Linked DNA regions of Mus musculus: region 1 is linked to region 2. A link is a loop called in an ENCODE intact Hi-C map of the cell type or tissue named here. Cell type or tissue: heart. All regions are shown on one strand. Links, peaks and the distances in the headings refer to the core of each region. The heading gives the core; the rest is flanking DNA.

Region 1 (5,378 bases), core at 108-5,107, 75 kb after region 2:
TCAATTGCTATACCTTATGTTCACTAAAAAAAAAAAAAAAAAAAAAAAAAGCAGCTCTACATTGGAATTGATAATTCCATGGATTTTACCCAAAGCTATCTAGAAAGTAATGGAAATTGCCTTGGATAAGAAAATGTGGATATTAGCCCAAAACCTAGGATACCCAAGATATAAGATACAATTTCCTAAACACATGAAACTCAAGAAAAATGAAGACTGAAGTGTGGACACTATGCCCCTCCTTAAAAGTGGGAACAAAACACCCTTGGAAGGAGTTACAGAGACAAAGTTTGGAGCTGAGATGAAAGGATGGACCATGTAGAGACTGCCTTATCCAGGGATCCACCCCATAATCAGCATCCAAACGCTGACACCATTGCATACACTAGCAAGATTTTATCGAAAGGACCCAGAGGTAGCTGTCTCTTGAGAGACTATGCCGGGGCCTAGCAAACACAGAAGTGGATGCTCACAGTCAGCTAATGGATGGATCACAGGGCTCCCAATGGAGGAGCTAGAGAAAGTACCCAAGGAGCTAAAGGGATCTGCAACCCTATAGGTGGATCAACATTATGAACTAACCAGTACCCCGGAGCTCTTGACTCTAGCTGCATATGTATCAAAAGATGGCCTAGTCGGCCATCACTGGAAAGAGAGGCCCATTGGACACACAAACTTTATATGCCCCAGAACAGGGGAACGCCAGGGCCAAAAAGGGGGAGTGGGCGGGTAGGGGAGTGGGGGTGGGTGGGTATGGGGGACTTTTGGTATAGCATTGGAAATGTAAATGAGCTAAATACCTAATAAAAAATGGAAAGAAAAAAAAAGAAAATGGAGTCATCTTTAACAATCTACAGAGAATAAAGTAACAGTGATGAAAGGAAGAGAACAAAGGACCAAACTTGATCCAGGAAAAGTCTGTGTCTATTTCACCAGGCCAAGGGATGCCCAGATAACTGGACAAAAATCTGTGTCCCTTACACACCCTTGCCATGTGTTTGAGTGTGGAAGTTATTAGCACTTGAATCAGTGGGTCTCAGTCAATCTGTTGAGAGCTGAATAGAAGAGAAAGGCAGGAGAGAGCAAAATACCCTCTTTTAAGGCAAGGCATTGTTTCATCCTGATATACCAAGAACCTGATCCTGGAACCTGCTGATGCCGGGTTTGCAGCGACACCCCACCTTCACCTACCTGTTCTGGGGCTGGATGTCGCCACCAGTTTCTCAGCTCTCCATTCTGCAGTCCACACAGATCCTGCACCATCATCTCAGCCTCCATAATTGGAGGAGCAAATTCTCATACTAAACCTTCATTACTTAGTACCCTTCTCGGGGTACTTAGCCCCATTAACGATAGAATTTTAAAATGCACTAAGAAGAAACCTCAAAGACAATTTTATTAGACAAAACAAAAAACAAAAAACAAAAAACAAAAAAAAAACAGAGCAGGCAAACTAAATTTCAGTTTCAGCCCCTGCCTAGAAAAAGAAAATGGACAAGAGGAAGAAAACAAACCTGTCATTGTAAGCAGTCACATAGTGCAGCAGAGGGAGGGATACTTCAGAAAATAATAGAAAGGCTCCAAGTAACAGAAAAAGCATACTTTGGCTCTGTCCAGTGTCCTCAGATAAAGATTTAAAAAAAAAAAAAAAAAAAAAAAAAAAAAAAAAAAAACGAAGGGGAGGAGGAGGGGGAAGAGGAACAGGAAGAGGAAGAGGAGGAGGAGGGGAAAAGTATACCTTAGTCAGGACTCAGAAGGGCAGACAGACCTGCCCATTCTGGCACTGACTGCCTGAACTGAACAGAATCAGGTTTCTGAAAAAGTACATTATCTATCTCATTAAAGGGATACCGTCACCAACTCCCATGTCTTTTACCACGGTATTAAGTGAACTTGCATTCTGGTGGGGTGGTCAGGTGATTGGCTGGGCACAACTGGATTAAATCTCACGATTGCTCGGTCTTCAGCCAGGCTAGAGGTAGACTCCATCCACTCCTTTGACCGAAGAACAGTCTTCCAGTTGGGGCTTCAACAAAGCTTTGATCAAGGGTGTTGTAACACCCTCTGCAGAACACAGCTGCCTCTCTAGCAAAAGCAATTAACATGTCCAGTTCAAAGTATGCTAAGCAGTCTCGAGCAGTTTGTCCCATGAACGGAAACGGTTTTCAAGAAATGGCTGAAAGGAGAAGACTTGCACATGTCACCATGTGACATTCAGGGCAAGATGGACTATAGAAGTGTTAGGGACAAAGACAAAAATGAACAACTTAGATCAGGGAAGACAGTGGCAAAGAGGCACCAAAATAGCACACAAAGGTTAATAGACAACACCACCATTTCCTTACTGAGCTTCAGTCTACCTTCCAGTTTTTAGTTCTAAGACCAACAGTTTGTGTTTTTTCAAGACGGACAGAGTTGACAGGCAGATGTTCTGGCGGCCCGGCAACAGCTGTGCATGAAGGAGCCAGCATTCAAATCTAAACCTTTCTTTTTTTATTCTTCCATGCTTGAAGGAAAAGAAAACTGCGTGGGAAGGAGGGGATTCTCTTGTGGAGATGTAGATACCAAAACCAACATGAAAGATGAAAACAAAACCCTGTAGGAAGTGGACAATGAATACCACGCCTAGGAAGGTGATGGGTTTGCCGCAAAGGGGACTGGCCATAGAGGGCAGCAGTCCAGGGAATGCTTCCCGGCATGGGTCTCACTGGAGAAGCCCCAGGCTTCGACCAACAGGAACACAACGAGTGGACCAAACCTCCTACAGCCTAGACAGGCTCCAGCACCCCTTGGAGGTGGGGCGAGTGGTCGCTTCCGGTTCCGGGCGCAGAGGACCCACGTGTTCCGACCCGCTGGGCCCCGCGCGACTCGGATCCCGCTCGGCTCTTTCGGCCGGGAGTGGGTGGGGGAGCACCGGGCAGGGGAGGAGCCGCCGGAGCCGCGGGAGACGTGAGTGTCGGGGACCTGGCCGGCGAGCGGGCACCGCAGCGGGCGGGGAGGGAAGGGCAGGAGCATTGGGAGGGGCAGCAGACCCCGCCCCCCCGGCGCCGGGGGACAGCGCCTGCCAGGGAAGGGGTGGCGGCGGGGTCCCCGCGGCCTGGGCGTTGTAACCATGTCACCTCCTCGCGGCCAGAGCCGGGACGTCCGGAGACAAGGGTGGCACTCCAGGCTTCTCTGCCCAGCCACCTCCTTCCGCCCCCTCTGGGGGCCTGCGGACATGCACTGTGCCCCTCGGATTGCGTCCATACCAACCGCTCCGGTGCGCTAGAAGCCAGTGGGGTGTAGCCTAGGCCCCTTGACGCCCACCTTCCCCTCTCTTCAGACTTTTCACTCTGCATCGCACATTGCTCCAGAGCCCTCCCTGCAGGTTTTGCCTTCCCTCCTTCCCAGCGAACCCCGCCCCCTTCACATGCGATCTTATCACCTGTGATCCTTGCCAGTCCTTGGCCGTCTAGCGTGTGGCTCTCACCTGGCTTAGTGACAGGCTCAGAACTTCCCTGTAGAGCTAGAGGCTACTGTCTGCACTGTCTGAACTTCTTTCTTCCTACCCCTGACAACCAGCTCGGGGACCTCTTCTCCAGCTCATCTCACCATCTGCGGGACTTTCCATAGTGGACTGAAAGTTTGCTAGTTTTTTATTCCATGGCCGACCTGGTCCTCTCACACACTTTCCCCTGGGCTGTGGCTGTCTCGTATTCTACACATGGATAGCGCTGTCTTTTCTCTGTGCAGAACTCCCCAAAGGGAGATCTCTAGGTCCAGCTTATCGTCTTGGTCGTGGTTAGGAGTGCCACATCTAGGGTTTTGCTGTCAGGTTATTCTGTCCATAGTCTACAGGTGAAAGGCAGTAGGGAAAGCTTGGGGCAACGAAGTCACAAGGCATCTCTCTGTGCAGCTTTTTCTTTGAAGCAGCCCCATGGACCTTAATCCAGAAAACAGTTTCAATGAAGTGTCAGGATGGCTGTGAGAAGCTTGCTAGGAGAAGCAAGTGACAGTGGGATATTTGGAGGCCATCAAATATCTTGAGTCACTTTCTGCTATTGCTGCCTAACATAAAAGGGTTAGGAGGAAGGCAGTACATTTTTCTTCTAAGACAGCTGCTGACCTTTCCTCCTGTCTCCTATGTACACACCCTTTGCATTCTACCTGTATAATTGCAGGAGACAGTCATTCCAAGGCCACTGCAAGACCTACATCACTATTGAGGGACTCCTGTCGTTTCAGAATATACAGGTGTGGTGACTATACCACTCAACACAGGCATAAAACAACCCTAGGCTTTCTGTTTTATTTTCCTCTCCTGCCTGAATGTCAGCGTTGCTGGATAAGTTTGTGCTTTTCTGCATGAAACCTCAAATTTACTTCCTTTGCCCAGATAGTGGGTATGGAGTTTATCATACATGAATCCGCATGTAAGACTGAAGTGGTGCTCTGTGTTCTGTATTGACCATTTTGAGAAACACTATTTTTGGCCAGACCTCCCTCTTGGTACCTGCCTTACAGAGGTTTGAGGACAAAGACTTGCAAATACTAGTAGTGTTGACTAATCTTTGATGGGTGATCTTACCATTCGAGTGTGAGTTATTTATGATATTACATGCTTTTAAGACAGAAAGCCAAATGCTCTATTATCTTTTGTGGCATGTTAAGATGAAATACTGATGAGGGTTTGTTTCTGGTTTGGTTTGGTTGCTTGCTTGCTTGTTTGTCTTAGGACAGTGTCTCTCTATATATAGCTTTGGCTGTCCTGGAACTCACTGTAAAGACTAGGCTGGCCTAGAACTCACAGGGTCCCGCCTGCGTCTGCCTCATGAGTACTGAGAGTAAAGGCTTGCAACCAGCTCCCTTGATTTTCTTGATTCCCTTGATAAAGAGTTTCCCATTGCTGATCACAGGTCAGATCTTATTCTAGGTTTCGATGTGAATTCCTGATAGTGCTAAAGTTCCTGCTGTTCCCTGATCAACTTTGTCACGGCTTCTTCCCCGCTCTGCTCAGCACTTGGAATAGTAGGAGATATAATATTCAGTGTATGCTTATGAACTGAATCAAATCTGTGCACTTCTCCCCTCAAAGTTTCTCACCATTGATACTAAAGCAGTCTGTCTCTATTGAACAGTAAAGCAAGGTAGACTTGATTGATAAATTCCCCAAAGAACTTAGAATGTTTAATACCCAATTCCTACAGCTGTCTGAATGAAGGACTTATCACCTAGGAGCGCTGGCACCCACTAATTACGGTACTTCTGTTGAGGCGTGTATTTATTGAGCTTCTTTCCCCGCAAACTACCTGGAAGAATGATTCAGGTCTAGGAACATATCCTTGCTTAGGGGTCCCAGCTTACCAAGGAAAAGACACTAAACTACCCACGAGGAATGA
Region 2 (5,378 bases), core at 158-5,157:
TTAGACTCATAACCCTACTATTTAGTACAAACAAAGACATAAAAAGGAAGAAAAGAAGTCTTCTTGGAACCAACAAACACACCTCTATCTGCCTTTCCTTTCTTAGTTGCCATGGGTGAAGCCAGGTGCTCATACATGCTCAGTGGGTGCTCTACCATTTAACTCCACTTTGAACACTGCAACGGTTTTTGAACCATTATTTTTGTCGGGAATTTTTAAAGCCGTCTAGACAACTGGTGGAATTCATTACACGTTAAATGTGAATTTTCTGCTGCATGCAATTTTCTCAAGCATGTTGGTGTCTTAGAAACATCTCTCAGAATTAGAAAAAGATCAGTAGAAAGCTTGTTATATATTAATTATAATATACGTTGTTTGTGTGTTTTAACCATACTGTTGCCATGAGTAAAAGTTATCAAATTTTACATGATGTTCAGTTATTTTTCCAAAGTTCTACTTTTCATTTGCATAATAGACAGAAACTGGAAACAACCCAGATGTCCCTCAACCAAAGAATGGGCAAAGAAAATGTGGTATGTTTACACAATGAAATATTACTTAGCAATGAAAATCAAGGACATAATGAAATTTGCAGGCAAATGGATGGAACTAGAAATATCATCCTGAGTGAAGTAATCCAAGCCCAGAAAGACACATGTGGTATACTCATTTATAAGTGGATATTAGCCATAAAGTTCAGAATACCCAAGATACAATCCACAAAGAAGCTTAAGTAACAGGGAGGACCCAAAAGAGAATTCTTGAATCTCAGTGAGAAGGAGGAATAGGTTAAATATTGGACTGGTTAAAATTTGGACTGGTTGGAGGGAGGAGATTCGGTGGTGTAGGATTGGGGACAAGAACAGGAGGGATGAGATGGGTAGAGGAGAGAAGGAATGAGAACTGAAGTCACACAGAGGACATCTCTTGGATGAGTTGAGGCCTGGCCAGGGGAAACTCTCAGGAGTCCCTGAGGGTGACCTTAGCTAAGACTTCTAGCAACAGGGTACGTGAAACCTGAAATGGCCACCCCTGTAACCAGGCAGTTCTTCCAGTGGAGAGATATGGACACCAATCCATCCACCAAACCTTCAACCCAAATTTGACCTGCCTACAAGATGCACAGGGATAAAGATGGAGTAGAGATTGAGGGAATGACCAACCAATGACTGGCCCAACACGAGACCCATCCCATGGGAGAGAGCCAACTCCTGGCACTGTTAATGATATTCTGCTGTACTCGGAAACAGGAGCCTAGCATGGCTGCCCTCTGGAGGTTATGTCCAGCAGCTGATGGAAACTGACCCTGAGACCAAAGCTACTGTGAGCTGCTGAGTTCAATGGCTGTCTTAAATATCAAGAAGAATTTCACAACACTCTCTTCCTGGGGGGGGGGGGGTCCTGTGGAGGAGGGGCTTCCTTGGTTAACTGTGCTCTGCAAACAGAACAGCCTGCAGAGGAGATAAGGAATAGGCAAGAGGAGGGAGGGAGGGAGGGAGGGAGGGAGGGAGGGAGGGAGGGAGGGAGGGAGGGAAGGTGGAAAGGAGGGAGGGAGGGAAGGAGGGAAGGAGGGAGGGAGGGAAGGAGGGAGGGAGGGAAGGAGGGAAGGAGGGAGGGAGGGAAGGAGAAAGGGAGGGAGGGAAGGGAGGAGGGAGGGAGGGAGGGAAGGGGGAAAGGAGGGAGGGAGGGAAGGAGGGAAGGAGGGAGGGAGGGAAGGAGGGAGGGAGGGAAGGAGGGAAGGAGGGAGGGAGGGAAGGAGAGAGGGAGGGAGGGAAGGGGTAAGGAGTTGGTCAGGGGAATCTTGGAGCTCTGAATGACTAGCAACCCCGGGGGCTTCTTTATACAAGTTTCACAGAACAAAGACAGATTAATGATTTTCCAAATGGCACAGATAATGCGCTTTTTTAAAAATTACACGTCCACAGTTATAATATCAGTCACAATTAGAGTTTACAAACAAAACAGATTTTATTCTTATTATCTGCCCTATAACTCTAATTTAAAGAATCTAAAGAATGTATCCTTCAAAGCAAACACATTTGTTATATGACAGCCTGCTGTAAGCTGGCAGTGTTTGCACATTGAAAGCACTCCACACAAACAGAAAATATCTGAAATGCTAACATCTAGCCTCCTTTACTATATGTTTCGTCGCCTATGCTACAAAATAGGAAAAGTTCATTTTAGTCTATCTTATTTGCTGAGTTCTAGTCCTCCAGGGGTGTATATTGTTAGACAACCCCTGCCCCATTTTTAAACTACATTTCCAGAGAGCTCTAAATCTATAATAAAAGAGACCTTGAATCTGTAACCTATTCTCCTGGCCAGCCAGAGTTTGTAAATCATCTGTTCACCCTGCACCAATTATACTGTGTGAGTTTGCTCAGGGGCAGACACCCCAAGAAGATTCCTGGAGTAGTGACCTCATCTAGCTATGTGCTTAACTGAGCTTAATGATCCCCAGGGCATAAAGAAGACTTCCAAATGCTGGCCGGATGAAGTTAATTTTAGGATTTTCCTAAAAAGACTCAGACAGCATTTTTCTCAGAAAAAAAAGGCACAAAATGAATCATAAAGCAGAAGTCCTCAAGAATGCAACACACAGGGACCAAAACCTCAAAGTCAGAGACAGAAGGACAGCGGTTGCAGCAATCCCCTCAGCTGTCCCGGAACTGTGTCAAGCAGCTGTGTTGCCTTCGCGGACCTCGCCCACGGCCTCCAGTGGGCGTGGTTGTGGCACTCTTCCCCATCTTCCAGCTCTCACATTCTTCCTGCGAACCTTCCCATCATGTTTCCTAAGCCTTAGTGGAGGACAACAGATGTCCCAGTTAGTGACGAGCACTCCACAGTCGCTCAGTCTCAGCACTTTGTTCAGTTGTGAGTCTGTCCATTAACCGCTGTCTACTGCAAAAACAACTTTCTCTAACCAAGATTGGGGCCAAGACTAAGCCACTAGTATAGCGTAAAGATTTAGAAGGCAGTTTGACAGCAGCGTGTCCATGTAGCAAAACAACAGTGGAAGGTTACCCTCTTGGGACCTATGTGCTCCTAAGCTATTCAGGCTTTTTGCCAAGTTTACCAAAGCGAGAAAGAGTTCCCCTTTAGGAAGCAAACTACAAATCAAATAAGAAAGCTGTTGATTATATCAGGGTCCTATCAGCAAAACCTTTCTGACATATGGAATAGTGTCTGGGTTTGGTGGTTGTTTATGGGATGGATCCCCGGGTGGGGCAGTCTCTGGTCCTTCCTTCCGTCTCAGCTCCGAACTTTGTCTCTGTAACTCCTTCCATCGGTATTTATTATTTTTTTATTAGATATTTTCGTCATTTACATTTCAAATGCTATCCCCAAAGCCCCCTATATCCTCCCCACGCCCTGCTCCCCAACCCACCCACTCCTGCTTCCTGGCCCTGGCATTCTCCTGTATTGGGACATATGATCTTTGCAAGACCAAGGGCCTCTCCTCCCATTCATTAATGGCGGACTAGGGGAACAAAATACCCATGAAAGGTGTTATAGAGACAAAGTTCGGAGCTGAGACGGAAGGAAGGACCATCCAGAGACTGCCCCACCCAGGGCTCCATCCCATATACAACCACTAAACCCAGACACTATTGCATATGTCAGAAAGATTTTGCTGACAAGACCCTGATATAGCTCTCTCTTGTGAAGCTATGCCAGTGCCTGGCAAGTACAGAAGTGGATGCTCACAGTCAGCTATTGGATGGAACAGAGGTCCCCCAATGAGGGAACTAGAGAAAGTACCCAAGGAACTAAAGAGGTCTTCAACCCTGTAGGAGGAACAATATAAACTAACCAGTAACCCCAGAGCTTGTGTCTCTAGAAGCATATGTAGCAGAGGATGGCCTAGTAGGCCATCAATGGGAGGAGAGGCCCTTGGTCTTGCGAAGATTATATGGCCCAGTACAGGGGAATGCCAGGGCCAGGAAGCAGGAATGGGTAGGTTGGGGTGAAGGGGGAGGGTATAGGGGACTTTCGGAGAGGAAACTAGGAAAAGTGATAGCATTTGAAATGTAAATGAAGAAAATATCTAATAAAAATTAAAAAAAAAAAAGAAAGCTGTTAATTATCGCCAAACAGCTATGCAATTACTACACAAGTGAATACATCCTGCCAAAAGGATCAGATTTGTAGCATTCAGGATCCAGCACTGGATAATATTTTTGATACCTTTCTCCCCCAGCAGCTGGCATAGCGCCTCCCAGGACTAGGAAAGCTACACAGTGGGAAGGAATTTCCAGGTCTGCCCAACTTTGTCTTTTAGGTTTTTATTTCCCAGTTATCTAACAAGAACTGAGAGGGGGTTTTGTTGTTGTTGTTTGCTTCGTTTTGTTTTGTCTTATTTGGTTTCTGGAAGAGCTAAATGTTTTTCTAAAAATAAATAAATATTTGTAATTAAAAAAATTAAATTTCCAAACTTTCTTTTTTCTTAGCACTTTGAGTTTGTTTTATTGTCTCAGTAATATTGATTTGATTGCATTAAAAGTTCTATAAATTCTATTCCCAATATGATCTAGCATTATTTACTTTAAAAACAATACACTTCAGTGTGTTTTACTTGTCTGAAATTAACTTTTAACCCCAAAATAAACATTATATAGCAATGATGAGAGCAGTGTACATTTGTCTTGTGCTTCTCATTATAATATATGATACAACTCTTTTCTTTGCTGTGGTAAGATGATTGTATTAATAGATTACTAAAATATGGATTTTTTTTAGTCACTGGTTTATTTCAAATTAGATACTGGAAATTCTGAAATTATCACTATTTTGTACTGCAATCAATCTCAATGAAGTGAATTTTGATATATTATTTAAATAAATAGATCCTAAGTTTTCTGGATTGTGTTACAGCTTTTATTCTTTATAGGTATGGGAGTTTTACCTGCATGTATCTCTGTGCACCATGTGTATGCCTGGTGCCCATGGAGGCCAGAAATAAGCATCAGATGCCCTGGAACTAGAGTTACAGTGGGGGTGAGCTATCATGTGGATTTTGGGAACCGAACCTGGGTGCTATGGAAGAGCAGTCAGTACTCTTAACCAGTGAACCATCTTTCTAGCCCCTTGAACTGGATTTTTAAAAGCTGTGGTTTAGGATTTTTAGTATGTTGGTGTAGTCTCTTTGTATGTACAAAGCTTTGGTTTCAGAACCCATTAGATACAAAAAGCATTGGATGCTCCAGGCCTTTATATAAATGATGTACTATTTTAATATATCATATGCATATACTCCTGGATACTGTCAGACATCTCTAGATGGCTTTTACCATAATCAGTTAAATCAAAGTCGACCATGTATGAAGTAGTTGCTATTCTAATTAGTTTAAGAAATAACGGCAAGAAAAGAATGT

What was found. Hi-C counts contacts between places; a loop is a spot of excess contacts. Peaks named below come from ENCODE experiments on the same cell type or tissue, not always from the same donor. Only the 100,000 strongest peaks of a DNase experiment are listed, where the experiment ranks them.
Region 1: it touches region 2 in a loop (2.4-fold over the local background); 2 of 42 quality-filtered maps call a loop at or near these places.

The regions. Positions count from the first base shown.
Region 1 is chr9:40,189,489-40,194,866 of GRCm38, forward strand. Zfp202 (zinc finger protein 202) reads left to right here and starts at 2,828. Exons shown (of 7, transcript NM_030713.2): 1 at 2,828-2,949. In heart, for the core only: a CTCF peak has its summit at 3,175; a DNase peak (open chromatin) is centred at 2,833; H3K4me3 peaks cover 1,796 bases; H3K27ac peaks cover 1,505 bases.
Region 2 is chr9:40,114,440-40,119,817 of GRCm38, forward strand. No RefSeq gene overlaps it. Among named protein-coding and RNA genes, the nearest start is that of Olfr985, 11 kb to the right of the region's middle. In heart, for the core only: no CTCF peak of the experiment used is centred there; a DNase peak (open chromatin) is centred at 2,702.